Linked DNA regions of Homo sapiens: region 1 is linked to region 2. A link is a contact called in ENCODE Hi-C or POLR2A ChIA-PET data. All regions are on one chromosome and are shown on one strand. The core of a region is the stretch at or near the end of the contact, and the rest is flanking DNA. Distances in the headings are between cores, read along the strand shown.

Region 1 (6,136 bases), core at 933-3,432, 260 kb before region 2:
AAGCAAAGTCTGTGTTTAGCTCCTGACCGAGGCTTGGTGTTGACTGTGGGACATACTTACAGAATAGCAGCTCTACTGCTAGGTGTGTGTGTGTGTGTGTGTGTGTGTGTGTGTGTGTGTGTGTGTGCGCGCGCGCGCGCGCGAGTGCGCACATGTGCATGCATGAGGGACAGAAAGAGACATCTTGTTTTTTTTTAGACTCTAGCTTCCAGGAGGTCAGGAAAAATAGTGGCTCTAGTTTAATTAACATCCTGTTTTAGCACCAGTTACAGGGTCATTACCACAGTAAATGTTAGATGTTAGACTTTATCTCTTCTCCATCAGAATTTCACTTTCCACAGGATACTGTATTTCTTTCAGGCTAATCTATATTTTAATGGCTTCTAAATTGTCAATTGAGATGGTAATTAGTTCTAATTTAGTGATAATGCTGTGAACATGGAGTAAGAAGCTAATTGACATGGCATGCTACCAACTAGAATTTTATGAACTAAAACTTCTTATCTCTTGCACAACAGTGAGTGTTCTCATTATAAAGGTGCCATTCAGGAAGGGAGAGTGGCTTTGCCCACAGGTGTTCGGTACCTTGTGGATACGTTGCTGATTGCTAGGTGATGGCCAACTTTGACTTTCCAAGTCGAACGGGTCTCCCTTAAACCTGCTTTTGGAAACTTGTACTAAAAACCCCTCCTATATGCATATTTAGTTAGGACATGTTTGTTTCCAGTTGCGTTTGTTTTTCCTACTAGATATAAGGAATTCCTATGGAGGCTGAGGGATATACAAGCAGGAGAACAGCAATTCTCTGTTCAACACATCTGGATTCTGGTAGAATAGCAATACATTCACTGAAAAGTTCTTAATAGTTTACAGAAGACTTGCACATATGTGACTTCATTTGATCTCATAATTGAAGTCAGGGCAGGCATTATTATACCCATTTTAGAGCTGAAGAAACAGAAGTTCAGGGAAGTTAAATAGTTTGTCCGTGATTATTTGACTGGGTAAGTGGGAGAGCCAAGCCAAGGACTGGAGTCTTCTGACTCTTGCTTCAGGGTTTTTCTCCCAATTACATCTTATTTCTCTGACCTGTTCATCCATATAATCTTATTCTGTAATTCTAAGCAATTGCTATTTCCTTAAAAATTCGGAAAAATTACATAACTATAACTCAACTAACTCATTACCTTTTTACATCCAACCCCCAGACTCTGGAATTAAATTTTCCTTCAGTACTTACCCTACCCTAGCTCAAGCTCAGAAAAACTGTCTTGGAAAAAGAGGTAAAAAGGACAGAAAGTAAAGAGAATCAGATTGAGGGGTGCTTCTGACTTTTTTTTTAAAGAAATTTTGTCATACAACTCCCCTAAGATGTGAGTCCTAAGGTTAACCAGAGTAGTTTTTCAAAGACGCAGCTTGTCCGTTACATTTGCTGCTCCGTGGCTGATCCTGTCCTGGACTAGCCTACCAGAACGTTCTTTAGCCCATTCATTAGATGATCTAGCTCCTGAATATCTAGCACACAGACAGTCTTAATCCCTGATTTGTGTTTGTGTATGTGTTTGACTCTGATTTGCCTTTCAGATAGATTCCTTAGAAGCTCTACCAGAATGTGGACAGGAAAACAGTGGTGTGAGACCCTAACAAGTCAGCTCAGCTTTTTGTCAGCGGCTGTTACTGCCTGGGCAGGGTAGAAGTCATTGTTGAAGATGAGGTCTTTCGGTTACCAGGCAGTTTTTTACATCCTTCCTTGCCCTCCTCCTGCTCCTTTAAACCAGTGGGAGATGAGAAAGCCGAAGCTTTATCTGTGTCTCTCTGTTAGTTTATTTGTAAACTGCAGGTCAAAAAGTAATATTATGTATAAAATCCAGACTAGACAATTGCTCGTTTCATGCAGAGAGGGTTTTAAAGGAAATCAGCTGACTTCCTGACTTGCTGAATGAAGTGTGAGTTTTAGTTTCTGTCCTGTTAGGAAATGACATGTGAATAGAGTTCTTGTATAAGCAGGCTTTTATTTTTGTCAATGGTTGGAAATTTGGGAAAAAGAGAAGAGAGGTCTGTTTATTTTAGCATATCAAGATTCATTTCTGTGGCACACACGCAGAAATGGGTATTTCTGAGTCTTGGTGGTCTCGGGCCTTGAAATTCCATTTCCTCTCCTCTCCTTCTCCCAGAGTTGTTGGATTGCCATAGCAACATGACTCCTCCCCCACAACCCTGTAAGAGTAACTGGTTACAGATTTAGCAGCAAGTCAGGCCGAGATCAAAATCCAAATATAGGGCCCTGATCACAGAAGGTGGGAGGACTGAGGCCGAAGACTGCTCTGTGTCCCTTCCTGGGGCTGCATGTGAAGTGACAGGCGCTTTGCCCGGACGGTCTAGGTGGTGCTGCTTGGAGACTCCGCCGGCCTTCATGAGCATCACTGCCATGTCACAGAGGGGTCTGCACCAAGGAAGGGAATTGAATAATGGCATGGATGAAGAATATTTACTGCAGCAGTATAACTCTGCATCAGATGAAATTGCTGATGCTCTGAAAGTCAAGCATGAGACTATTGGGGAAGCAGCTATGGAAATAGGCCTTCAGTAGGTGCTATAAAAATAAAGCATGCTCTGTCCCCAAGAATGCTTCCTAGGGGAGTCTTTGGGATGCTGAAAATGGTGATAATCATATCAACAATTGCTCATGTTGATTGAGTACTTAGTGTGTACCAGGCATTGTACTAAGTACTTGATAACTCATTTAATCCTCCTAACAACCGTTTGACCTATGTGCTGCTATTTTACAGATAAGGAAACTGAGGCACTGGGAAGTTAATGAACTGCCTCAAAGTTATGTAGCTTGTAAGTGGCTGAGCTGGGATTTGAACCTCTACAGTGTGGCTCCTTAATCCAGGTTCTTCATTCTCATAGTATTGTCTCTAATGGATCTGTATGGGCTCATAAATAGGGTGTTCAAGGAACCTTAACTGTAGTTTTGGTTTTTTTTTAAACACAAATATTGTTACAGGTTGAATTGTGTCCTGCCTCCCCCAGAATGTCAAAGTTCTAACCTCCAGTAGTTATGAATGTGACCTTCTTTGGAAATAGGGTCTTTGCAGATGTAGACAAGTTAAAATGAAGTTATGACGTGATGGTGGGCCCTAATCCAATGTGACTGGGTATCCCTATAAGAAGCCGACAATGCCATATGAAGAGAGACACACAGGAAGAGCACCAGGTATTAATAATCACAGAGGCAGAGATTAGAGTGAGGCAGCTGCAAGCCAAGCAATGCCCAGGATTGACGGCCACCACCAGAAGCTTGGAAGAGGCAACGACAGATTCTACTTAGTGTCTCAGGGAGAGCATGGCCCTGCTGACACATCTTGATTTCAGACAACCTGATTTGTTTTCAGAACTGTGAGAATAAATTTCTGTTGTTTTAAGTTACCCAGTTTGTGGTATTTTACAGTCATCCTAGGAAGCTAATACAAATATGTTTTTATTGTACCAGATTCAATCAGTAAGCCCCAGTATGGCATACAGAGTGATACATGAATATTTCGTTTTATCTGTCCCTTCCCATCTTATTGGTAACTGCTAATGACAGTTTATCTCCTTTCTATGCATGTATATTTATGTTAGTTTTTATATAATGAACCTATATTATATTCATTTTCTGCTATTCTTTTTTTTCTTTAAAGCTTACTGGTATATTCTGGAGATCTCTAAGTATTTGGCTTAAAAATTTTTTTTTCAATTGCGGTAAAATACAGTTTATCAACTTGGCCATTTTTAAGTGTACAGTTCAGTGGTATGAAGTGCATTCACATTGTTATGCAGCCATTACCACCATCCATCTTTAGAACTCTTTTAATCTTGCAAAAATGAAACTGTGTGTGTATATTAAACAATCACGCCCCATTACTTCCTTCCCCTGGCACCCACTGTTCTATTTTCTGTCTGTATGAATTTGACTCTTCTAGATACCTCATATAAGTGGAATCATACAGGACTTATCCCTTTGTGTCTGGTTTATTTCATTAGCATAATGTCCTCAAGCATCATCATGTTGTAGCATGTGTCAGAATCTTCTTCCTTTTGGAGGTTGAATAATATTCCATTGTATGTATATATGTCATTTTGTTTACCCACTCATCTATCAGTGGACACTTGGGTTGCTTCCACCCTTTGGCTATTGTGAATAATGCTGCTATGAACAGGGGTTTACAAAGATCTCTTTGAAATCCTACTTTCAATTATTTTGGGTATATATCGAGAAGTGGAATTGCTGGATCATATGGTGATTCTATTTTTAATATTTTGAGGAACTGCCATACTGTTTTCCATAGCAGCTGCATCATTTTACATTCCCACTAGCAATGCACAAGGGTTCCAATTTCTCCATATCCTTGCCAACCCTTGTTATTTTCTGTCTTGTTTTTTAATAGTAGCCATCCCAATGAATATGAGATGATATTGCATTGTGGTTTTAATTTGCATTTCCCGAATGATGGGTGATGTTGGCCATCGTCCCATGTGCTTATTAGCCATTTGTATATCTTCTTTGGAGAAATGTTCATTCAGGTCCTTTCCCAATTTTTAAAATCAGATTGTATTTTGTTGTTGCATTGTAGGAGTTCTTTATATATTCTGAGTATTAACCCCTTATCAGATATACGTATGAGTCTTTAGCTTTTAAGCTGTTGTTTCTCTCTGCACCAGCTGAGAATGCTTTGGTGGTGGTGGTCATGGGGATATTGTATTCTCATTATCAGGCTTCTAGTGATAGGTTGTATCAAGGGGTATTTCACTATGGTGAGTTTTCTAACAGAGGAAGCAACATGTATTAGTCAGGGTTCTCCAGAGAAAAAGAGCCAATAGGATGTGTGTATGCATATATGTGTATATTTTATAATAAATATAATGTAACTACATATTTATAATTACATAGCTATATTTATTACACATATAATAAATCTTGTATTTTATATGTGTGTGTGTGTGTGTGTGTGTGTGTGTGTGTGTGTGTGTGTGTGTGATGAGAAATCGGCTCACATGTGTATGAAGGCTGACAAGAGCTGCAGGCAGAGCCAGCAGGCTGGAGGTCCAGGAGAGCTGATGGTGTAGTTCCAGTCCAAGGGCTGATGGGCTCAAAACATGGGAAAAGCTGATGTTTCCATTTGAGTCCAAAGCAGGAAAAGGCTAATGTCCCAGTTCAAGGGCAGCCAAGCAGGAGGAATTCTCCCTTACTCAAGGGAGGATCAGCCTTTCTGTTCTGTTCAGGCCTTCAGCTGATTGGGTAAGGCCCACCCACATTATGGATGGCACCCTGCTTTACTCAGGCCACTGATATAAATGTTAATCTCATCCCAAAACACCCATATAAAAACGTTCAGAATAACATATGGCCAAATATCTGGGCACCTCATAGCTCAGTAAAGTTGACACATAAAACTAACAATCACACAGCACTAACAAATGATGCTGTCCTCCTCTGCCTCTGCTAATTAGTTTGAAGATGAAGAACATTCTCAGGGTCTTCATTTTCCTATAGGTTTTGTGGCTCAAGTCTGTTATTGAGCTCATTCCTTTTCATGTGAAGGTATAACAAGACAAAGCAACTTTGGAGGGCTCCAGGTGGTCATTTCTAGGGCAGATGTTTCCCTTAGAATGATGTGGCCTCAAAGAAGGAGTTTTCCTTTTACTGAATCAATAATAATTTTTATAATCCCAAATTACTTAAATAATAACTGAAACTTTGTACATGTCCATGTAGCTTCTCTAAATCTCTCCTGCTTTTTAAGGCTTGAGCTGTTTTCTTTTTCTTTCATAACCTCACTGCTTCTTGCCCACTATCAGCATTTTTCTGACCCTGTATAAGCCTAAGTGAAATCCCTTGGGACATACATAGCTTCTTTATACTAAGAAACTTAAGTGTTGGTCTAAAGTATTAACAATTTTTGTGCATTTTTGGTAAAGAAAGTTCCTACAGTTTTACTCTCTGTCTCACCCCTAGATTTTTGGGCACTACCGTTCATTCATTCAGAGTTACTATACACCAGGTAGGGTGCTAAATGCTGGGGGTATGGCACTGAACTGTACACACAGAGTCCCTGCCCTCCTGGAGCTTACATTCTAGTGGGGTCTAGTG
Region 2 (6,529 bases), core at 2,710-5,209:
AGAAAGAGTGGCCTAATGCCCAGAGACTGCCAGAACCAAAGTGGTGCGCATCAGTCACAAAATACTGTTTCACCAACTATTTATTTGGCTTATTTGAGGGAAAATTCAGAAATGTAATGCTATGTTGACCTTTTCTTTTTGAAATCAAACTGGAAGAATTTCAGGGGAAAGGAAAATCCCATTAAATCTTCAAACTAATAAAACATTTTTTAAAAAGGAACTTCTCTAGAGAAGCTTATCCTAGAAAACCAGTGAAACAGGGCTTTTAAAAACCAATTAGAAGTCTTTAAATCTTCAAGATCCAAATACTTAGTGTCTCCCAGTTGTGACAGTGCATGAAGTACAGAGCATTCCTGCTAAAAATGTTTTCCAGGAATTTAGTGAGGTCTTTAGACCTGACTTGCAGTTACCAGGAATATGAGAAATATAGAAGTTAAATGAAAACAAACAAACAAAAATCATACAAATCATAAAGGTAGAGTATCTTACAGGACAACTGACCTCTCTGATAAAGCAGTGGCAGGGGTTGGGGGCGGTAGGCGCTATTCCAGATTAAAACGTAATAATCAAATGCAAATGTATGGACCTTGAGTGGATCCTTGTTGGAAAAAATCATTAGTAAAAGACATTTGAGACACCTGAGGAAATGTGAATATATATTAGGTATTAGATGATATGAAGGAATGAATAGCTAATTTTACTAAGGGTGGTGTAAATCATTAAGAAAAACGCTTTTTAGGGTGACATTTCACCTCTAAATACATGTCTCTGATTTACTATCAGTAAACGAATAAACTACGCCAATATGGCAGAATGTTAGTTTTCAATCTAGGTGGTAAGTATATAGGTGTCTATTATATAATTTTGACTACTTTTATGTTTGAAGGTTTTACATAATAAAAAATTAAAGTTTACAAATACATGAGACTAACAGTGAATATTAGTTTTTTCGGTATTACTATTCTACCCAACCACTCCTTTTCTAGTTTATATGAAGCTTTATTAATAAACTAAAACTTCAAGCACTAGTAAAACTAACAACTGGTTATTATTTTGGTAGAAGCAACAACAACATTCTTGGGGGGAAAAGTCTTTAAATAAAGGCTCTGTCTAATCAAAGGAGCTACAGGTAGGAAGACCATAGATCCCAAGAACATTTAGATAAGAAACCTTTTCAAAAATCTGCATCATAAGAAAAAAGACAGAGACCTGTTACTATAGAAACGATTTGCAGGGCTTGAACATTTCCAGGGAAAACAGCACCTCTAGCAAGGAAAGGAGGCTGAAGAGCTTCCTAGGGCCTTGCCTGTCAGCTGCTGGAAGTCAACAGAGTGAGCGATGACAATTCTGACAGGCCCACCCATGCTCAGAGACCTCGGCATGACAATTTAACTCCTAGTCCTACTGCCTCTCCCTTCAGAACAGACCCAGAATAGTCAAGTGACTCACCTACCTAAGTTCATAAACCAGTTAGCATATTACTAGCCCAGGCTAGCTGTTCTTCCCATTACAGCAGCACAAAGCTTTGTTGACATACTAGTTTTTTTTTTTTTTGAGATGGAGTCTCACTCTGTCGCCCAGGCTGGAGTGCAGTGGCATGATCTCCGCTCACTGCAAGCTCTGCCTCCCGGGTTCACACCATTCACCTGCCTCAGCCTCCCGAGTAGCTGGGACTACAGGCGCCCACAACCACGCCCGGCTAATTTTTTTTTTTTTTTTTGTATTTTTAGTAGAGACAGGGTTTCAGCGTGTTAGCCAAGATGGTCTCGATCTCCTGACCTGGTGATCTGCCCACCTCAGCCTCCCAAAGTGCTGGGATTACAGGCATGAGCCACTGCACCCAGCCTATACAACTAGTTTAAGAAATACCAAGGAGATTTCAGAATTAGATCAGTGAACAGAATTTCCAACATGCTAAATATGAAGCTGAAAGATGTGCATCTACTTTTTATAAACTACTTCACTTATAAACAGCCCCAGCCCTCAAAAAGCTGTTTACTGTGGTGGAGGAGGGGTAGAAGGGGAGAAAGAGATGACACCAAAATGAAAGGACACGCAGCATGGGATAAGTATGGCCTCCGTGGAGGCAAAGCCTGACAGCACTAACAGCTGGAGGCTGTCAGCAAACTGTTCCTTGAAGCTGAAGGGCAGATTCTTTTTGATAGGCCATCAGAGAGGCATACCTCCAGGGCTGCCCATGTGATAAACGATAAATGGTGGGGTCAATTAGAGGGGTATGATCTACAGCAGCTATGCCTTAAAGTCAACTAGTCAGCGACCTCACTGAGTTAAGGCCTCTCATCTGATCTCCAGGCACGCATAGCCCTTCCTCACTGCTAACGAACACTGTACCACAAATGCCTAGACCACACAGGTAAAATTATATTTTAAGCTATTTTAGTGAGAGATTCCTTGTTTGGGATGTTTGCCAATGGCCTCTATTGAACTGAGTTCTGATTCCTGCTTAGGACAAATAAAAACTAATGTGTGATACATAAAACACATCACACTTCACAGGAAGAGCCATGGCCTCTTAGGACTGCACATCACAAACATTTGGACCAACTGGACCTCGAAAAATTCACCCAGAATTCAGTCACGGCCAATTTCCTCACCTAAACCTGGCTGCTTGTTCACAGAAGTCTCCATAAGCAACAGTTGTTGATAAGCAAGAGGCAGCAGCCACCTCCCCATGGTTGCCAACCAAAAACAAAAAGGACAGTAAAATAAATTACAGGAGGAGGGCAGATAATAAAGGCCAAACATTGCAAAAGAACAAACCTCAGGATCTTCACCTGGGTCTCCAGCTCCAGCAAGGAAATGAGACAGAGTGGTTTCTCAGATTAACTGTGCACTAAACTATGCACTAAACTAAAATACTAAATTGCCCTATATGAGGAAATGCGATGGAAGATAAGAAAAAAATGCCAAAAAATGTAGCAAGAGGCTACAACAGAACAAAACCTCACAGCAATGGTGAGGAAAGACAACAGAAAATCAATCAAGTGTTTTTTGCAAGGAAAAAACTTATTCAATTTTAGAAAAATCACTTTGGCATGAATGGATCAGAGCAGGACAAGCTAGGAGGCAAGAAGGCCAGTTAAGAGGTTATTGTAATTTAAGTGAAAGATGACTCAGATTCTAGAAATATTCAGGTGGTATATGTGTCAGAACTTTGTGAGCATGATTAGCCAAGGGGATTCACGAGAAAGAATAATTGCAGATAAAACAAATAACCAGGCCGGGAGCGGTGGCTTACGCCTGTAATCCCAGCACTTTGGGAGGCCGAGGTGGGCGGATCACCTGAGGTCAGGAGTTCGAGACCAGCCTGACCCACACGGAGAAACCCCATCTCTATTAAAAACACAAAATTAGCCAGGCTTGGTGGCGCATGCCTATAATCCCAGCTACTTGGGAAGGCTGAGGCAGGAGAATCGCTTGAACCTGGGAGGTGGAGGTTGCGGTGAGACGAGATCGCGCCATTGCACTCCAGCCTGGGCAACAAGAGCAAAACTCCATCTCAAAAAATAAATAAATAACCAGGTTACAAAGACTAGATGAAGTAGCAACATGTGTCAGGTTAAAATTCATTACAAGGGTTGACTATGGCCAGAATGAACTTTAAAGACATCAGATAAAGGAGCTGGCCCTAATGCCATTAATATTGATCTTTTAAAAGTTTAAAATAAATCTAATTGCCTTGAAAACTCCATTTAATTTTAACTCTGGTACAGGTAACTATGAATGTTAGTGTATGCCTTTTATTGAAAAACACTTAGACCATAATCTCTAAACCAGCATGGACACGTTCTGCAAAAAACAAACAACCCAAAAAAACTCAAAATGAATTTCCTTCTAGGTTCAACTCAAAAGCTACTTTCTCCATAACATCTGGACTTTCCTGTCTCTCCACCAGAAGCACCCAGCTTCCCTCTGACTACACAGAACCCCTTTACTCCTTGAAGGCCAAGATCAGGCCAACAATCATCTTTGTTTCCCCTTTAACAGTGACTACTCATAGAGACCATCTACAGTTCCACTTTTCACAGTTTCAGTTACCCTTGGTCAAACATGGTCTGAAAATACTAAATGAAAAACTCCAGAAATAGACAATTCATAAGGTTTTTTTGTTTGTTTTCTTTTTGAGACAGAGTCCCACTCTGTCATCCAGGTTGGAGTGTAGTGGCACAATCTCGGCTCACTGCAACCTTCGGCTCCCAAGTTCAAGCAATTCTCCTGCCTCAGCCTCCCTAGCAGCTGGGATTACAGGTGTGCACCACCATGCCCAGCAAATTTTTTTGTATTTTTAGTAGAGATGGGGGTTTCACCATGTTGGCCAGCCTGGTCTCGAACTCCTGACCTCAAATGATACGCCCTCCTTGGCCTCCCAAGGTGCTGGGATTACAGGCATGAGCCATCATGCCTGGCATTTTTTTTTTTTTTTTTTTTTTTAAACAGAGTCTCCCTCTGTCACCCAGGCTGGAATGCAGTGGTGCAATCCCAGTTCACTGCAACCTCCGCCTCCCGGGTTCAAGTGATTCTCGTGCCTCAGCCTCCCGAGTACCTGGGATTACAGGCACATGCCACTATGCCTGCTTAATTTTTGTACATTTTGTAGAAATGAGGTTTGGCCATGTTGGTCAGGCTGGTCTCTAACTCCTGAGCTCAAGTCAGTGACCTGCCTCGGCCACCCAAAGTGCTGGAACTGCAGGCATGAGCCATCGCATCCAGCCAACAATTCATAAGTTTTAAAATGCACGCTATTCTGAGTATTGCGATGAAATCTCCAGCCCTTCTGCCCAGAATATGAATCAATCCTTTGTCCAGAGCATCCACATTGTCTATGCTTCCTACCTAATAGTCACTTAGTATCCATCTCAGTGATCAAATCAACCTTCAGTTTTGCAGTGTTTGTTTTCAAGTAACCCTTATTTTACTTAACAATGGCCCTAAACCACAAGAGTAGTGACGTTGGCAATTCAGTTATGCCAAAGAGAAGCTGTGTTTCCTTCAAGTGAAAAAGATTAAAGTTCTCAGTTTATTAATGAACAAAATCATTACGCTGAGGTTGCTAAAACTATATTAAGAACAAATCTTCTATCTGTGAAACTGTGAAGGAGGAAAAAAAAATTCATGCTAGTATTGTTATTGTACTTCAGACTGCAAAAGCTATGGCCACAGCACATGGTAAGTGCTTAGTTAAGATGGAAAAGGCATGAAATTTGTGGGTAGAAGACACAAACAGAAATTTATTCTGAATGATGGCAATCCAGTTTGGTACTACCCTCAGTTTCAGGCACCCACTGGGGGTCTTGGAACAGATCCCCAAGGATAAGGGGAACTACTGTATCTTCAATTCTAAGGTTTTCTTGAAATAAGGAAATTAAAATATAATATGTGTTGAGAATATACAACATTGTACAGAATGAATTACTGATGTGGTGGCTCACGCCTGTAATCCCAACACTTTGGGAGGCAGAAACGGGCGGATCATCTGAGGTCAGGAGTTCAAGAACAGCCTGGCCAACACGGTGAAACCCAGTCTCTACTAAAAATACAAAAATTAGCCAGGCATGGTGGTGGGCACCTGTAATCCCAGCTACTCAGGAGGCTGAGGCAGGAGAATTGCTTGAACCCAGGGGACAGAGGTTGCAGTGAGCCAAGATCACACCACTTCACTCCAGCCTGGGCGGAAGAGCAAGACTCTATCTCAAAAAATAAAAATAAAAATAAAATAGATGTTTTTAATGTGGATGAACCTTGAAGACATTTTGCAAAGTAAAATAAGCCAGACATGAAGGACAAACATTGTATGTTTCCGGCCGGGTGCGGTGGCTCATGCCTGTAATCCCAGCACTCTAGGAGGTTGAGACAGGCCAATCACTTGAGGTTAGGACTTGGAGACCAACCTGGCTAACATGGTGAAACCCTGTCTCTGCTAAAAATACAAAAATTAGCCGAGCATGGTGGTGGGCACCTGTAATCCCAGCTACTCGGGAGGCCGAGGCAGGGTAATTGCTTGAACCTGGGCGGCAGAGGTTTCAGTGAGCTGAGATCATGCCACCGCACTCCAGCCTGGGTGACAGAGCAAGACTCTGCCTCCAAATAAATAAATATTTCTACTAATGGGCTCCAATAGAATAAAATTCTAGTAAATGAATGTCCTCTTGGCCTTGAGTATAACAGATTTAACTTGGTTCAGATACTCTTTGCATAACCCAACACAAATTATATCCCAATCTAATTACTATAGACTCTAGCAAATTTATAACCATGGGAAACATATTTGTTTGCATAACCTGGAACTGAGAATTGTTCACATAATCCAGGATTCATAATCTGGGATCCAATGATTAGACAGTTGCCCTCTCCTGGTGAGTTTTAACACTGCAGTCTACTCAACCAAATACTAGACTCAAATTACAGTCCTCATATAGAAATCACTGGCAAATGAGTCAGGTGGGGAATGCCCAGGCATGGAAGGGTTTCTAGAGGTGGACAAAGCAAATAGCAGAGAAAATACAAAAGC

What was found. A loop is a pair of places that touch in the nucleus more often than their neighbours do. ChIA-PET counts read pairs that join two places held with the same protein, here RNA polymerase II (POLR2A). Pooled maps may share reads with other maps.
Region 1: a map with no recorded cell type shows a loop between it and region 2 (2.0-fold over the local background). The contact joins two enhancer-like sites. A Hi-C loop is called at or near these places in 1 of 37 single-sample maps with no recorded cell type and 6 of 50 pooled maps. POLR2A ChIA-PET finds 5 or more read pairs at or near these places in 1 of 52 experiments (activated naive CD8-positive, alpha-beta T cell).

Annotation. Positions count from the first base shown.
Region 1 is chr14:54,625,934-54,632,069 of GRCh38, forward strand. All of the region lies in intron 2 of SAMD4A (sterile alpha motif domain containing 4A), which reads left to right. LOC112268133 (a long non-coding RNA gene) reads left to right here. Exons shown (of 2, transcript XR_002957606.2): 2 at 1-6,136. Among named protein-coding and RNA genes, the nearest start is that of SAMD4A-AS1, 59 kb to the right of the region's middle. Within about 2 kb of position 2,183, at least 26 of the 41 ENCODE cell types and tissues checked have a DNase peak (open chromatin) inside an H3K27ac peak, as active enhancers do.
Region 2 is chr14:54,886,977-54,893,505 of GRCh38, forward strand. The region is part of intron 1 of GCH1 (GTP cyclohydrolase 1); the gene reads right to left. Among named protein-coding and RNA genes, the nearest start is that of MIR4308, 12 kb to the left of the region's middle. RefSeq lists an enhancer at 3,738-3,987. Within about 2 kb of position 3,960, at least 3 of the 41 ENCODE cell types and tissues checked have a DNase peak (open chromatin) inside an H3K27ac peak, as active enhancers do.